Regions from separate parts of the Homo sapiens genome. Here all the other regions are linked to region 1. Evidence: read pairs that join two places in POLR2A ChIA-PET (ENCODE). Cell type or tissue: PC-9. All regions are shown on one strand.

Region 1 (5,000 bases):
CTGGAAGCAGGGCTTGGATCACTGTGGGGGACATCAGGGTGCCTGGGCTGGCCTCAGTGTCTGAGTTCTCAGAGCTGACTCAGGGAGGGGTGGCTGCCCCATCAGTAAGGGTGGCAGACTGGCAGGGGGACTGTGGCGAAGAGGGGAGCCAGGGAGCTCCGAGAAGGGGCCCTGCTTGGTTTCAACTGCCTCTTCCTTGCTGGCGTTTAGGCCCTGTGTGGCCAGATCCTCCAGGTTTTCCAGAGAAGCTAGAAATCTAGCTTTTTATGTAAAACCCTCAATTTTTAGTCAAGAAGTTTTCAGGACACTGTAGACTTCCAAAGTAAGCTTGAAGCTCCCAGTTTGTAGTTTCTGCTGGAAATCCAGAGACATGCATTCATTTCCATTCACCCCATTCATTCGTTCCTTCACTCATTCATTCATTAGACTGCTGGCTCCTTGAGGGCAGGGGCTTTTGTCCTGGTCACTACTGAACCCTTGGTGCCCAGCACAGCACCTGCCACAGAGTGAGGACTCAGCACACATGGGACAAATGAATGCATGAATGAACACACGTATATATAATCACACACTTCATTCACTCATTCATTCATTCATTCATTCATTCATTCATTCATTCCTTGCTGCAGCTCTCTCTCTGTGTCTTTTGGTCCTCTACTTCCTTCTGAGACATATGCAGCTGATTCCTGGGACCACTAAAGCAATTTAGGATGAGGGCACCTAGAGGACTCACCAGCCTTCTTTTGGGCCATACTTGGGGGAACCGGTTGTCCTGGGAACATGGTGCTTCTCTGAAGAGAGTGGAGCTTCCCAGAGGCCAGATGGATTTGGGATCCAATGCTTGATCTTAGGACCAGCCACATAATTTGTGGGGCCCAGGGCAAAATGCAAATGCAGGCCCCTTAAAAGTTTGTTTAAAATGTTTTCAGACTGTGACAGCAGAGTATGAAACCAAAACCAGGTCCTTCTAAGTCTAAGGCTTTGTGTGATGGCACAGGTCACACTCCTGTACAGCCAGCCAGCCCTGTCTGTTCCAGCACAGGGAGCCCCCAGGGCTGCATTCAGGTCCTCAAGCGGCTCTTGCCTCTCCCCTGCTGCCCCAGGAGGCCATGGCTGTGGTTCCAGAGCCTGGTCCAGCCCTGGCTCAGAAATGGAGGCTGACAGGATTTCCCCACCCGCTTGGGGCCCTTTGAGAGTTTCCAGGACAAGGCCCCCACTGTGCAGAACAGGATTGGAGGGCACGGAATGGCTGGTTGAGGCCTGGCCCCGAGGTGGGCTGTTAGTGCGCTGGCCGGTTCCCTCAGGGCACTCTGCTGATCACTGGCCCCTCTGCAGGCCTGGGCTGCGGCTGCTTCTGTGGCTGGAGCAGAATCTGGAAAGAGTGCTTCCTCAGCCCCCCAAATCCTCTGAGGTGAGCCAAGGAAGGGAGAGGCAGGGAGTTGAGTATATGGGGGGGCTTCTGGGGCCCCAGGAGGGACTGCCTCCTCCAGCAGGCTGTCCCCACCCACCCCAGAACTCATGAGGGGGCGATGCCCCACTTTGGAGAGTCCTCTATGGGGAGGAGTGACTGTGAGAGGGGGCCGGGATTCAGAAGGAGAGACACCCCCCACCCCCATCCCCGGCTCACCCGCCTTGGGCCAGGACACAGCTGGTAGTGGCGGTTGGGGAAGCGCACAGAGCTTGCTATGGCCCATGACCTTGCGCCCTGTTTGTCACCCAGGTCTGGAGAGATGAGCCTGCAGTTGCTACAGGTGCTGCCTCAGACCCAGGTACAGGGAGGGGAGCTCGGGAGGGGGCTGCCTGGGATGGTCACGGGCTGGGCTCAGGGATCAACTGGGCCCTGGAGGATCCCCCAGAGGCCCTTAGCCCCCACCCAGACTAGGACGGGGTTCAGGGCTTGCCTGGAGCAGGCTGTTGGCGGGGACACCAGAATCCCCTCCCCAGTCCAGGCTGGGAAGCCAGTGTCCTGGAACAGACTTGTGGGTCTTGGGTAAGTCTCTTCCCCTCCCTGGGTCTCAGTTCCCTTGTCTGTCTGGTCTGTTTGAGGATTGGGATGGGTGAGGTGGTCCCAAAGGGCTCCCCATTCAGTCCTGTTAGCGACTCGAATCTGGCCCCGTGCCCTTGAGGGGTTGGAGGAAGCCCTCAAGGGATGGCGTCTCTAGCTCCTGCTTTCCCCGCTGCTTAGCGCCTCCAGGACGCCCCCAGGAAATGGGGCCCAAGCTGCAGGCCCGGGAGACCCCCTCCCTGCCCACACCCATCCCCCTGCAGCCCAAGGAGGAACCCAAGGAGGCACCAGCTCCAGAGCCCCAGCCCGGCTCCCAGGCCCAGACCTCCTCCCTGCCACCAACCAGGGACCCTGCCAGGTGAGCCACCCTCAATGCAGCGCCTCCCACCAGGGAGCAGGATGAGCACCTTGTCCCCGCCTAACACCCAACCTCCTGGAAACCTGGAAGAAAATTCAACTGGATGTGTGCAGCCTCCTTCCCAAGGCAGCCACATCAGCTTCGTGCCCTTTCCCACATTTTCTATGCACGTCCAAGCTTTCAAGCTTTGGGTACTTTTCTTTTCTTCAACACACACCTGACAGGAGCAAACTATACATACTCGTCTGCACTTTGCTTTTTTGTTTGTTTGTTTGTTTGTTTTTTTGAGACCGAGTCTCGCTCTGTCTCCTAGGCTGGAATGCAGTGGTGCAATCTCTGCTCACTGCAACCTCTGCCTCCTGGGTTCAAGTGATTCTCCTGCCTCAGCCTCCTGAGTAGCTGGGATTACAGGTGCCCGGCTAACTTTTGTATTTTTAGTAGAGACGGGGTTTCGCCATGTTGGCCACGCTAGTCTCAAACTCCTGACCTCAAGCAATCTGACCGCCTTGGCCTCTCAAAGTGCCAGGATTATAGGCATGAGCCACCCGGCCTGGCCTGCTTCCTCTTTTTTTTTTTTCTTAACCTGAAAAATGTGTCTTAGAAGTGCTTTTATTCACACAGGTCTTACTGCATTCTTTCTTGAACAGCTGCATTAAATGGATGCACCAGTTTTTATTTAACCACTCAGTGGACATTTACATTTGTTTTCACTCTTTTGCCACAGTCAATAACCCGTGCATGCATCATTGGGTTCACGCACAAGTAAATCTGGAGGATAAATAAGTGGAAATGGAGTTCCTGGGCCAAAGGATACATATATTTAAAATGGGATACAGGCTGGGTGCAGTGGCTCATGCTTGTAATCCCGGTACTTTGGGAAGCCATGGCAGCAGGAGTTCGAGACCAGCCTGGGCAATATAGAAAGACTCCATCTCTACAAAAAATTAAAAAAAAAAAAAAAAAAAAGCTGGGCATGATGGCATGTGCCTGTAGTCCCAACTACTCAGGGGGCTGAGACAGGAGTGAGATATGATCACATCAGCCTGGGCCACCAAGTCAAGAAAGAAAGATGGGAGAAAAAAGAAGGGAAGGAGGGAAGGAAATCGGGACAGGTATTGCCACATTCCATGTGTGAGATGCCCAAAGTGCACTCCCTTCCGAGAACGGGTGGGAGGGTGGGGGGAGGCCGAGCTACCTGCTAGGGCCTGAACAATAGCCAGAGCACCGAGGGAGGGTGGAGAGGGGGGAGAATGGTCTTCAGGGCTGGAGACCTGGGCTCTGGCTCCTGGCAGGCTCTGCCTTTTGGCAGGCTTGTTTTCTGCCTTGGGAACGAGCTGACTCCAGCCTCAGTTTACCCATGACCCTTCCCACCTGGACACCGCACACTCTCTCCCACCTGCAGGCTGGTGGCATGGGTCCTGCACAGGCTGGAGATGGCCTTGCCGCAGCCAGTGCTACATGGGAAAATAGGGGAACAGGTCAGTGCTGGGCTCATGGAGTGGTGGCCCTGGTGGTGGTGGGAGGGGTCTTGGGAACTTGGGTAAGGAGGAGGATGGTTGGCCCTGTGGCAGAAGCCCAGCTCCCCCAGCCTTCCTGTCTGCATGGCCCACGTTCATTCCACCCACTCCCTGAGACATGCTGGCCCAGCCCCACCTGCCAGGAGTTCACAGTCAGCGGGGGAGGTGCTTCCGTGGGGGAGCAGAGAGGATATGGGGCACAGAAGTGGAGCCTCCTGGGAGCATCAAGAAGGGCTTCCCAGTGGAGGTGGCCTCCAAGCATGTGCAAAGGTCCAGAAATGAGAGATACCTAGATTCTGGGAAGAAGTAAGGCTCACAGGAGCCGGCAGCCCTATGTGCATTCCTGATAGCCTAGGGCTCCAACATGAGTGGCCAGGGGGAGCGCTCATGAGCTCTGTCACCCCTTCTTTTCCTTCCTCAAGAACCGGGAACCTGGCCCTTTTTTCTTGGGTGCAATTGGACGTCTTTATAGAAGCACCTGGAACTGGGAGGTGGGAGGCCTAATCTCTCTCCTGGCTGTGTGGCCTCAGCTCTGGCCCTCTCAGAACTGCAGTTGTCCCAGCTGACCAATGGTCAGTTGTTTACAGAACTCTTTACCTGCATTCTCATACCCAGGGCTGTGAGAATGGAGGTAAAGAGTTCCGTAAACAAAGCTGTCTAGGCCCCAGAGAGAGGAAGGCCTGGCCAGGTCCTGGGCCTTTGTGTCACTCAAGAGCTCGGCCTGGCTCCTCTGAGCAGGTGCCGCTGCTGTGGCTGTCTGGGGTCACCCCCACCTTGCTTCACTTGAGCCAAGGCTCGAGCTCTCAAAGCCCCCTCCCCCCACCTCAAATCCTTCATTGGCCCTGGGCACAGCAGGGACTCTCTTCTCCATCCCATGGGACAACTAAGGCCCGGAGAGGTGGGTCAAGGTCACGTGCTAGAAGGTGTGGCTGAAACGGGGAGGCTGGTGAAGAGGCCGTGGCAGGATTTTCCCTTTTTTCTCTCTCCATGCAGGAGCCTGACTCCCCTGGGATATGTGATGTGCAGACCAGTAAGTGACACATTACTGAGTCCCCATGTACATATTAGGAAGGGTTGCTTGGTGTCCTTGGGTCTGACTGTATGTGGGCAGGGGGGCTGT
Region 2 (5,000 bases), 570 kb after region 1:
TGATTATTTTTTAATTAATCAATTTATTTATTTATTTTTCGAAACAGGGTCTCACTGTGCCACCTAGGCTGAAGTGCAGTGGTGCAGTCATAGCTCACTGTAACCTCAAACTCCTGGCTCAAGCAATCCTCCTGCCTCAACATCCTGTATAGTTGGGAATACAGATGTGTGCCACCATGCCCGGCTAATTTTTTATTTTTTGTATATATAGGGTATCACTATGCTGCCCAAGCTGATCTCAAACTCCCGACCTCAAGCAATCCTCCTGCCTTGGCCTCCCAAAGTGCTAAGATTGCAGGTGTGAGCCACTGCACTCAGTCACAAATTATTCTGCTCTCGTTAATGACACTATAATGTTTCTTCACCCTACTTTACTGAAAACCAAGAAGACTGCGTTTCTTTATAGATATCTTATAATTCTATAGTCTTGTTTGGGTACCCAATAACAAAAGCAAATATAAATAGGTTACTTCAAACCCTTTGAAAACATCTATTGCATGATCATACGTCTGTTTATTGAGAGCTCACTATGGGAATGTCATTTTTCTACATGTTTAAGGGTTATCTCATGATACCTTCACCCCTGAGATGAGTTGTTGTTATTCCCATTTTACAACAGAGAAAACCAAGACCCAGAGAGGTTAAGTAACCTGCCCAAAGTCATGCAGCCAGGGAGTCCCATGTTATGTTTTGCTCCTGCATTGCTAGAAATTGCTCATTGCAAATAATCCTATTCTGGCCTCTGAAGATAACAGGATCCCCTGAAGGTAAGAGAGGGGCATCTCTTCAAAACATGTGCTGCTCTGGAATTCTCCTGGGTTCAGAGGCACACTCCCCACCTCAGTTTGGCATGATTAAAGAGATCCTGCTTGGGTTTCAGTCATTGAACTTTGCTGCCAGTTCAGGAAAGCCAGCCTGGCAGTAGATCTTTTCTTAAGTCTTTGCAGCTAAATCATTATTTATCCAGGAAAGCACATGTCTGAGCAGAAGTGAACAGGGCACGGGTGGTCTCCTGAGCGCTTATGTACATCTGGGAGGAACTGGGCATGTGCGCACACACACAGACACACATGTGCAGAGCACAGACACATATACACACAGAACACACATATACACACATACACATAAACACTCGCATATGCAAACTACACACACTCATACAAACATGCACTACACATACACACAATGCACACACATGCACAGTATACACATATGCATGCATACACACATACACACAACACATGCATACATACACTACATGAATACACACATATACACGACACATACACAAAATGCACACACATGCACAATACACACATACACATGCATACACACACTACACACACATGCATAGTACACACATACACACATACATATAAACATACATACATACACTACACACATATATACACGACACATATGTACAATGCACACATATGCACAGCACACACATACACATATACGTATATGCATAAACACATGCATACATACACTACACACATACAGACAATACACATACACACATATATACATGCTACACACATACACACAATGCACAGACACACTACACACATTCACACAATACACATACACACATATACAAACATACCACACACATACACTACACACACATATACACACATACTACACACATACACACAATGCACACACACATATACACACACATACTACACAATACACTATACACATATACACACATACTACACACATACACACGATACACATATACACATATACACACATATTACACTCATGCACACAATACACATATACACATATACACACATATTACACATATACACACATACTACACAGATACACATAATGCTCACACACACAACACACATACACGCAATACACACAAATACACCATGCCTTCCGGGCACCTGTTATTCAACCTCAAGCAGGAAATTCCCAGCCATTCATTTCTGTGTTTTTCTGTCTGGCCTCACCCTTTTGGGGAATGTACAGAGGACACAGGGGACTCAATGGCAAAGATCAGAGGGTGAGAAGCTCAGGGCCTGAGAACCTTGGGGGGTGGGAGCCGGTGGTCCGGTGCAGTGGGCTCCAAAACTTTGGACAGGCATCAAATCCCCTAATTTGGAGGCAGTGCAGGGTGGACTGAGGAAGAGGAGAGAGAAGGAGGCTGAGGCGGGGGTGGGAGAATGGTGCAGCTTGAAGGGGCGACCCCCACGCCTGAAGCCTGAACTCAGCAGGTCAGAAGTGGGGCTCAGGAGCCTACACTTTTGAGAGTCTGTGTCTCACACTTTTCTCTGTAATGCTCAGGCTGAGTTCTGGAGAAAGACCTTGAGTTCTATCCCTGCTCTGCTGCTTATAAGCTGCTTCACCCTGAGCAAGTCACATGTCATTTGAGAGCCTTTCTCTTTTCTTTTTCTTTCTTTCTTTCTCTCTTTCTCTTTTCTTTCTCTTTCTTTCTCTCTTCCTTTCTTTCTCTTTCTCTTCCTTTCCTTCTTTCTTTCCTTTCTCTCTTTTTCTTTCTTTCTTTTCTTTTTCTTTTCTTTCTTTCTTTCCTCTTTTTCTTTCATCTCTTTCTTTCTTTCTTCTCTTTCTCTCTCCTTCCTTCCTCTCCCTCCCTTCCCTCCCTCCCTTCCTTCCTTCCTTGCCTCCTCTCTCTCTCCCTTTCTCTCTCTCTCTCTCTCTGTCTCCCCTGTTTCTTTTTTTTTGTTTTTTTGAGGCAGGGTCTTGCTCTTTTGTCCAGGCTGGAATGCACAGGCATGATCATGGCTCACTGCAGCCTTGACCTCCCTGGGCTCAGGTGATTCTCCCACCTCAGCCTCCCAAGTAACAGGGACTACAGGCACATGCCACTGCACCCAGCTAATTTTGTATTTTTATAGAGATGTGGTTTCACCATGTTGCCCAGGCTGGTCTCTAATTTCTGGGCTCAAGTGATCTGCCGGCCTCTGCCTCCCAAAGTGCTGGGACCACAGGCTTCAGCCACCACGCCCAACCTGAGAGCCTTGCTTTCATCACTAGTAAGATGAGGATCATTGTACATAAAGAATTTCACACATTGCCTGGCACATGGTAAACATTACATGAACAATGTCTGCTATTATTTTATAACTAATGTTATATAATAACACCCGTACTCCCCCAGGGTGACAGTGGGCAGGTCCAGGCAGCAGCTGCCATTTGAGATAGAGCAGGCTTGGGTCAGCTCTCTTGTTTCCTACCATCCCCTCTACCTCCTGGATCCCCCATACCTTGTGCCCACATCAGTTACCATTTATCATTGCTCTTCTTGTTTTTCTTATAGTGAGGATATTTTTCTCTGAGCCCAAGTCTCCATCAAAAGTAGGTCAAGGGCCAGGTGTGGTGGCTCATGCCTGTAATCCCAGAACTTTGGGAGGCCGAGGGGGGGTGGATCACAAGGTCAGGAGATCAAGACCATCCTGGTTAACGTGGTGAAACCCCATCTCTACTAAAAATACAAAAAAAAAAAAATTAGCTGGGCATGGTGGCACGCGCCTGTAGTCCCAGCTACTCAGGAAGCTGAGGCAGGAGAATCCCTTGAACCTGGGAGGTGGAGGCTGCCGTGAGCCAAGATCACCCACTGCACTCCAGCTTGGGTGGCAGAGTGAGACTCTGTCTCAAAAAAACAAAAAAATGGTCCCATTCAAACTGTGCATTAATTGTGGGAATGGCTTCAGCTAACATTTAGCTCTGAAACTGAAAGAAAATGAAACTACACAAACACTCCAGGATCCCTGGGGAATTGCTCTGGACTGAGCCAGCATACAAGTCTCTCCCACTCCTACTTCTCATCCTGAGCCTGCTGAGAAGGTTGCAATCTTACCTAAGAATGTGATGAAAAGACAGAGACACATCTTTTCATTTCAAAGCCTCTGTTGGTGTCTTGTGTTGCTGGTGGGTGGTGTGCAGGGAGAGTTTGGGGGCTGGAACCAGGCCTGCGGTGGAGCTCCTTCCTGGGGGTGGGAAGGGGCGAAAGCTACACAAGCTTGAGTTTGGGGCAGAGCAGGGGGAGCTCACGGCAGGGGGAGAGCCGCAATTTACAGCATTGCACAGAGGCAGAGTGATTCCTACAAGCCCGAATCTATGAGGTTTAGCAGGTAGTGAAACAAGGGAAGCCAGCAGGGTATGAGAGAAGCCATGTGCCCATCATGGTCTGGCTTTCCTTGACCTACTTTTTTTTTTTTTTTTAGACGGAGTCTCGCTGTCACCTGGGCTGGAGTGAGTGCAGTGGCGCGATCTCAGCTCACTGCAGCCTCTGCCTCACAAGTTCAAGCCATTCTCCTGCCTCAGCCTCCCAAGTAGGTGGGATTACTGGGGTGTGCCATGACACCTGGTTAATTTTTGTAGTTTTAGTAGAGACAGGGTTTCACCATGTTGGCCAGGCTGGTCTCGAACTCCTGACTTCAAGTGCTCTACCCACCTCGGCCTCTCAAAGTGCTGGGATTATAGGTGTGAGGCACCGCGCCAGCCTTTGACCTACTTTTGATGGAGACTTGGCTCAGAGAAAAATATCCTCACTATAAGAAAAACAAAAGAAAAGCAATGATAAATGGTAACTGATGTGGCCACAAGGTCCAGGAGATCCAGGAGGTGGAGGGGATGGTAGGAAACGGGATTGCTGACCCAAGCCTGCTCTATCTCAAATGGCAGCTGCTGCCTGGACCTGCCTACTAAAAAACACCATTCATGTAGACATTGAATCTAAGATACGATTGATGGTAAGATGTTCTGATATTTAACAAATTACTAATAAAGAAAAAAAGCCTGCCAATTAAGCTGTGACAAGCCATTGATTACAAAACGAGTCTCAATTCCACACATGTCACAGTGTGAAAAGGATGCATCCTAACATTCATGAAATATTGGATACCAGTAGGCTGGACTTGGTCTGTGGCAGCCTTGCGCAGTTTCCAACCTGCACAACTGTACACAACAGCTCTTATGAAGCTTCCCAGAACACTGAAGAGCTTAGGGGCCACCAC
Region 3 (5,000 bases), 360 kb after region 1:
GTGGGCAAATTACGAGGTCAAGAGATTGAGACCAGCCTGGCCAACATGGTGAAACTTCATCTCTACTAAAGACACAAAAAATTACCTGGGCGTGGTGGCACGCACCTGTAATCCCAGCTAGTCGGGGGGCTGAGGCAGGAGAATCATTTGAACCTTGGAACCTTGGAGGTTGCAATGAGCCGAGATCGTGCCATTGCACTCCAGCCTGGGCAACAGGGCAAGACTCTGTCTCAAAAAAAAAAAAAAAAAGAGTAATGATCATATCTAGTAGAGTTTGGAATAAAATGTAAATACCAGACAACATAACATAGGAATTGGGGTTAGGAAGGCAATAGACTCAAAATGTTCTAATATCAATGTGTTGTCCAGAGGGGTAAAGGTTTTCATTAATTGTAGGCTTTGATAAGTTAAGTGTGCATGTTATAATTTCTAGAGTGAACACTAGAAGAGGTTACACACTATGGCCCATGGGCTAAATACAGATTTCAGCCTGTTTTTATATAGCCTGCAAGCTAAGGATGGTTTCTAGATTTTTAAATGGCTATAAAAAATCTGACTTCGGCCCACAGACCCTAAAAAAACCCACTGACTGTGGTCCACAAACCATAAAATATATATTATCTGGCCCTTTACAGAGAAAAGGTCTCTAATCCCTGCACTAAAGGAATAGAAACAGTATGTCATTTCAAACAAGCTAAGGGACAAAATTAAATGATAAAATATATGCAGATCATTTTTTAAGTCCAGACAGAAGAGAAAAAGAATAGAATGAATAAGCAGATAAGCTAAAGTAATAGATTTAATTCTAAACATTTACAAAGTATACACTGTATTTACATTTACATATACATTAAATGTAAATGAACTAAATGCTCCTGTTAAAAGGCAAAGAATTTCAGACTTGATTTGGAATGGGGGGAGGGGAATTATGGTGTTTACAAAAGAAGAGATACATTTAAAGCATAAGAATAAAGTTTAAAGTAATAAGGTAAAAATACTAGTGAAGAGAAAGTTGAAAAATCACCTATGGGGTACAGTGTCCAATATTTGAATGATGGGTATACCAGAGGCCCAATTGCACCATTACACGTGTAATACCCATGTAGCAAACAAGTACATGTACTCCCTGAATCTAACAAACACACACACACACACACACACACACACAAAGGCAGATGTAAGTATTTATATTCATGAAAGACAAAATAAACTTTAAGGCAAAAACCAGAGGAAAAGATAGCAAAAGTTCCTAGGAAGACATAACAATATTAAATTTGTGCCTACAACATAATCTCAAAATATATAAGCAAAACTTAATAGGACTATGGAAGAATCAACAGCCATAATAGAAGATTTTAAGACACCGTTTTCAGTTTAATTTTAAAAACGAGACAAAAGGGTATAAAAGATTTGAAGAACTCTGTTAATAAACTAGACTTAATGAGCATATGTAGAATACTGCACACAATTGTTGTAAGATACATGTTTCAAGCAGAACATTTACAAATTTGGCTCATATTCTGAGCCTAAAACAAATCTTGATAAATTTCTAATTCATGTAATGTTGATCTGACCACAATATAATTAAGCTAAAATCAATAAAAAAAAAACTAGGAAATCCCCATAATGTGGAAAATTTAAAGTCATACTTCTTTATATCACAGAGAAGTTACAATTAAAAACTAAAAACATTTTGAAGTGAATAATAATGAAAATATCATATATATCAAAGCTGGTAGGAAATTTTTCTAAAGTTAATACTTACAGGAAAATATATAGCATATAATAGAAAAGAGTAAAGACTTAAAATTAATGAGCTAATCATCCATTTCAAAGAGCTTAGAAAAAGAATAGTAAATTCAACCCCCCCCCAAAAAAAGTATACGGAAGACCAAAGCACAAGCTAATAAAATAGTAAGCATACAATTAAGAAAATGAACAAAAATCAAAATTGGATCTTTGAAGAGATTAGTAAAATTGGCAAACCTCTGGAGAAATAACGAAGACACTAGAAAAGAAAAGCACAAATAACCTATGTCAGATAGAAAAAGGAGAACATTATTATGACCATAATTATATAAAAAGATAATATTGTGAACAACTTTATGCCAATAAATTTAAATTTTATAAAAAGCCTTAGAAAAGCATTGCTTACCTAAATTGACATAAGTAGAAATAGAAATTCTGAGCAGTCCTAGACATAGAATTTGTATTTATACTCAAAAATCTTCCCACAGTGAAAACTTAAGGCCAGGCAGTTCCACTGGCAAGTTATACCAAACATTCTAGGAATAAATAATAATTCCAAGTTGGCCCCAAACTCTTATGAAGACTCAAACTTGTTTTATGAGGCTGGCATACTCTTGACACCAAAACCCAACTAGACAGTATGAGAAAGAAAAATTACAGGCTACTCTTTCTCAAGAACATAGATGCAAAAATTCTTTTAAAAAATTAGTAAACTAAATCCAGTAACATATAAAAGGATAATGTTAGGTTTAACAAATGCAATACATATTTTACATTACCAAAAAAAGTAATGTAATTCATGACATTAAAAGATCAAAGTAGAAAATTCTAATAATGATCGCAATATATGCAAAGAGATGTTTGACAAAATTCAACATTCATTCATGATTTTAAAACAAACAAAAACCCTTAGCAAACTGGAAACAGAAGGGAACTCCCTAAATCTGATAATATCTGATCTAATATACAGGTATATGAAACACTACAACAGATAGTATACTTTCAGGTGAAACTGTTAAAAACTTTTCCTTGGAGATTGGCAACAAGATAAGGAAGCTCACTATTACCACAGCTGTTAAACTCTTGTTCTGTAAGACCTGGCCTGTGTACCAAGGAAAATAAATAAAATAAAACATACAAGGATTGGAAAGATAAAAATGAACTTTATCATTCACGGATGATATGACGAGTATATGAAAAATGCAAAGCGATCCACAGATAAACTATTATATTCAATGAGAGAGTTTAGCGAGGTTGCTGAATACAAAAATCAATATTAAAACTTCATTGTGAGGCCAGACATAGTGGCTCATATCTGCAGTCTCAGCACTTTGGGAGGCTGAGGCAGGTGGATCACTTGAAGCCAGGAGTTCAAGACCAGCCTGGCCAGCATGGTGAAACAGCATCTCTACTAAAAATACAAAAATTAGCTGAGCATGGTGGCATGTGCCTGTAATCCCAACTACTCAGGAGGCTGAGGCACAAGAATCACTTGAACCTGGGAGGCAGAGGTTGCAGTAAGTCAAGATGGCACCACTGCACTCCAGCCTGGGCAACAGAGTGAGACTGCATCTCAAAAAAAAATAACAATTATGTAAAATTATATAGTAGCCATAAGAATCAGGAAATGAAGATTTTTAAAAAATCACTGCAATAGGCAGCCTCTAAGGAAGTCTCCCAGTGAACCCTACCTCCTGGTATTCACACCTTTGGGTAATCTCATCTTCTTGTATGGGCTGGATTTAGTGCCTCACTTCTAATGAATAGAATATGGCAGAAATAATGGGATGTCTCTTCTGATATTAGGTTATAAAGAGTGTGGCTTCCATCTTGAATACTATCTCTCTCTCTCTCTCTCTCTCTGATACTATCTCTCTCTCTCAGATCACTTGCTCTGGGTGAAGCTAGCTGCCATGTCATGAGGCAGCCCTGTGGATCACCTCCACAGTCAGGCCCTCAGATGAGACCTCAGCCCTGTCCTCCAACTTGACTGAAACCTCATAAGAGACCTTGAGCCATTGCCACTTAGCTAGGCTACCCCTGGATTCCTGGCCCACAAAAATGGGGAGATAAATTTTGTTGTTTTAGCCACTGAGTGTTGGAGTGATTTGTTACATGGCCATGATAACTAATATGACCATCATTTATAATACTTCAAAATATATCAAGTACTGAGAAATAAATCTAACTAGAAATGTGCAAAACCCAGATAAAATTCTAAAACTTAATTGAGAACTAATTTAAGACATGCAGAAATATACAAGATAGGGCACTCACCAGCAGTCTAATACACATGTGGCTGCCTGGTTTATGACAGAGGTGACATTTCTGAATATTGAAGGAAGAGTTGACTTTTCAATAAATGGTGCTAGAACAGTTGGGTATCCCTACGGGAAAAAAAATGAAATTTGACCCTAGCACATACCAGTTACCAAAATCAATTAAAGACCTAAGGGTGAAAAGCTATTAAACTTCCAAGCCATAACATAAACTTTGGAGCAGGGAAGGATTTCTGAAAAAAAAAAAAAAAACACAAAAAAACACTAACCAGAAGTAAGAGTTTAATCAATTAGAATATATTAAACTAAAGAATGTCTGTTTGTCAAAAGACGGCAGGGAAAAAAAAGTGAAAAAGAAAACTCATAGAATGGGAGAATATATTGACAATAATATAACTGACAAAGGAATACTATTCAGAATACATAAATAGCTCCTACAAATCGACAAGGAAGAAATGAAGAGTGAGCCTGAGACAAGGACTTGGGTACAGGCAGTATATCTAGAAGGTCATGCCAGCAGCAGAGTTGGTGGGGGAGGGAGGTAGAAACCCAGTTCACGGGCATTGTCAAGGTCACTGCTGTAGGTACTGAAGACTGGGTTCCTTTGGGACCTCCAAGACCCCTGAGAGTTCCAGGGTTGTTTCCATGAAGGTCAGGAGGCTGGGGCATTTCTCCACCATTCCAGGCTTTCCCACATGGTTGGATGAGTCCCTGGGTAGAATGTGGAAAGACTGGCTTTCTGGCAGTGGGAGGCTCCATGACATGGAGGCTGAAATCAGAGTGATGCTGGCCCCAGATGTGTCTGCTATAGAGCCAAATGACCCAATAAGAAGCTGGAAAAGCATTTGAATAGGCACTTCAAAAGAGGAAATCCAACTGGCCGATAAATACATGCCATGGAAATACAACTTAAAATAACAATGAGCCATCACGACCCACCCATGAGATTTCCCCAAATTAGCCATACGGAGT

Evidence for each region. Peaks named below come from ENCODE experiments on the same cell type or tissue, not always from the same donor. Only the 100,000 strongest peaks of a DNase experiment are listed, where the experiment ranks them.
Region 2: POLR2A ChIA-PET joins it to region 1 with 5 read pairs; 1 of 35 experiments calls an interaction of 5 or more read pairs at or near these places.
Region 3: POLR2A ChIA-PET joins it to region 1 with 5 read pairs; 2 of 35 experiments call an interaction of 5 or more read pairs at or near these places.

Annotation. Positions count from the first base shown.
Region 1 is chr16:57,957,251-57,962,250 of GRCh38, reverse strand. CNGB1 (cyclic nucleotide gated channel subunit beta 1) reads left to right here. Exons shown (of 33, transcript NM_001297.5): 8 at 1,336-1,411; 9 at 1,721-1,769; 10 at 2,186-2,363; 11 at 3,766-3,841; 12 at 4,874-4,910. Among named protein-coding and RNA genes, the nearest start is that of CNGB1, 11 kb to the left of the region's middle. In PC-9, no CTCF peak of the experiment used is centred here; DNase peaks (open chromatin) are centred at 2,970 and 4,450.
Region 2 is chr16:57,385,545-57,390,544 of GRCh38, reverse strand. No RefSeq gene overlaps it. Among named protein-coding and RNA genes, the nearest start is that of CX3CL1, 16 kb to the right of the region's middle. In PC-9, no CTCF peak of the experiment used is centred here; a DNase peak (open chromatin) is centred at 1,934; H3K27ac peaks cover 638 bases.
Region 3 is chr16:57,594,501-57,599,500 of GRCh38, reverse strand. The region is part of intron 1 of LOC105371291 (a long non-coding RNA gene); the gene reads left to right. It overlaps LOC107984889 (a long non-coding RNA gene), which reads right to left and starts at 4,146. Exons shown (of 2, transcript XR_001752212.2): 1 at 4,027-4,146; 2 at 1,354-2,008. In PC-9, no CTCF peak of the experiment used is centred here; no DNase peak of the experiment used is centred here.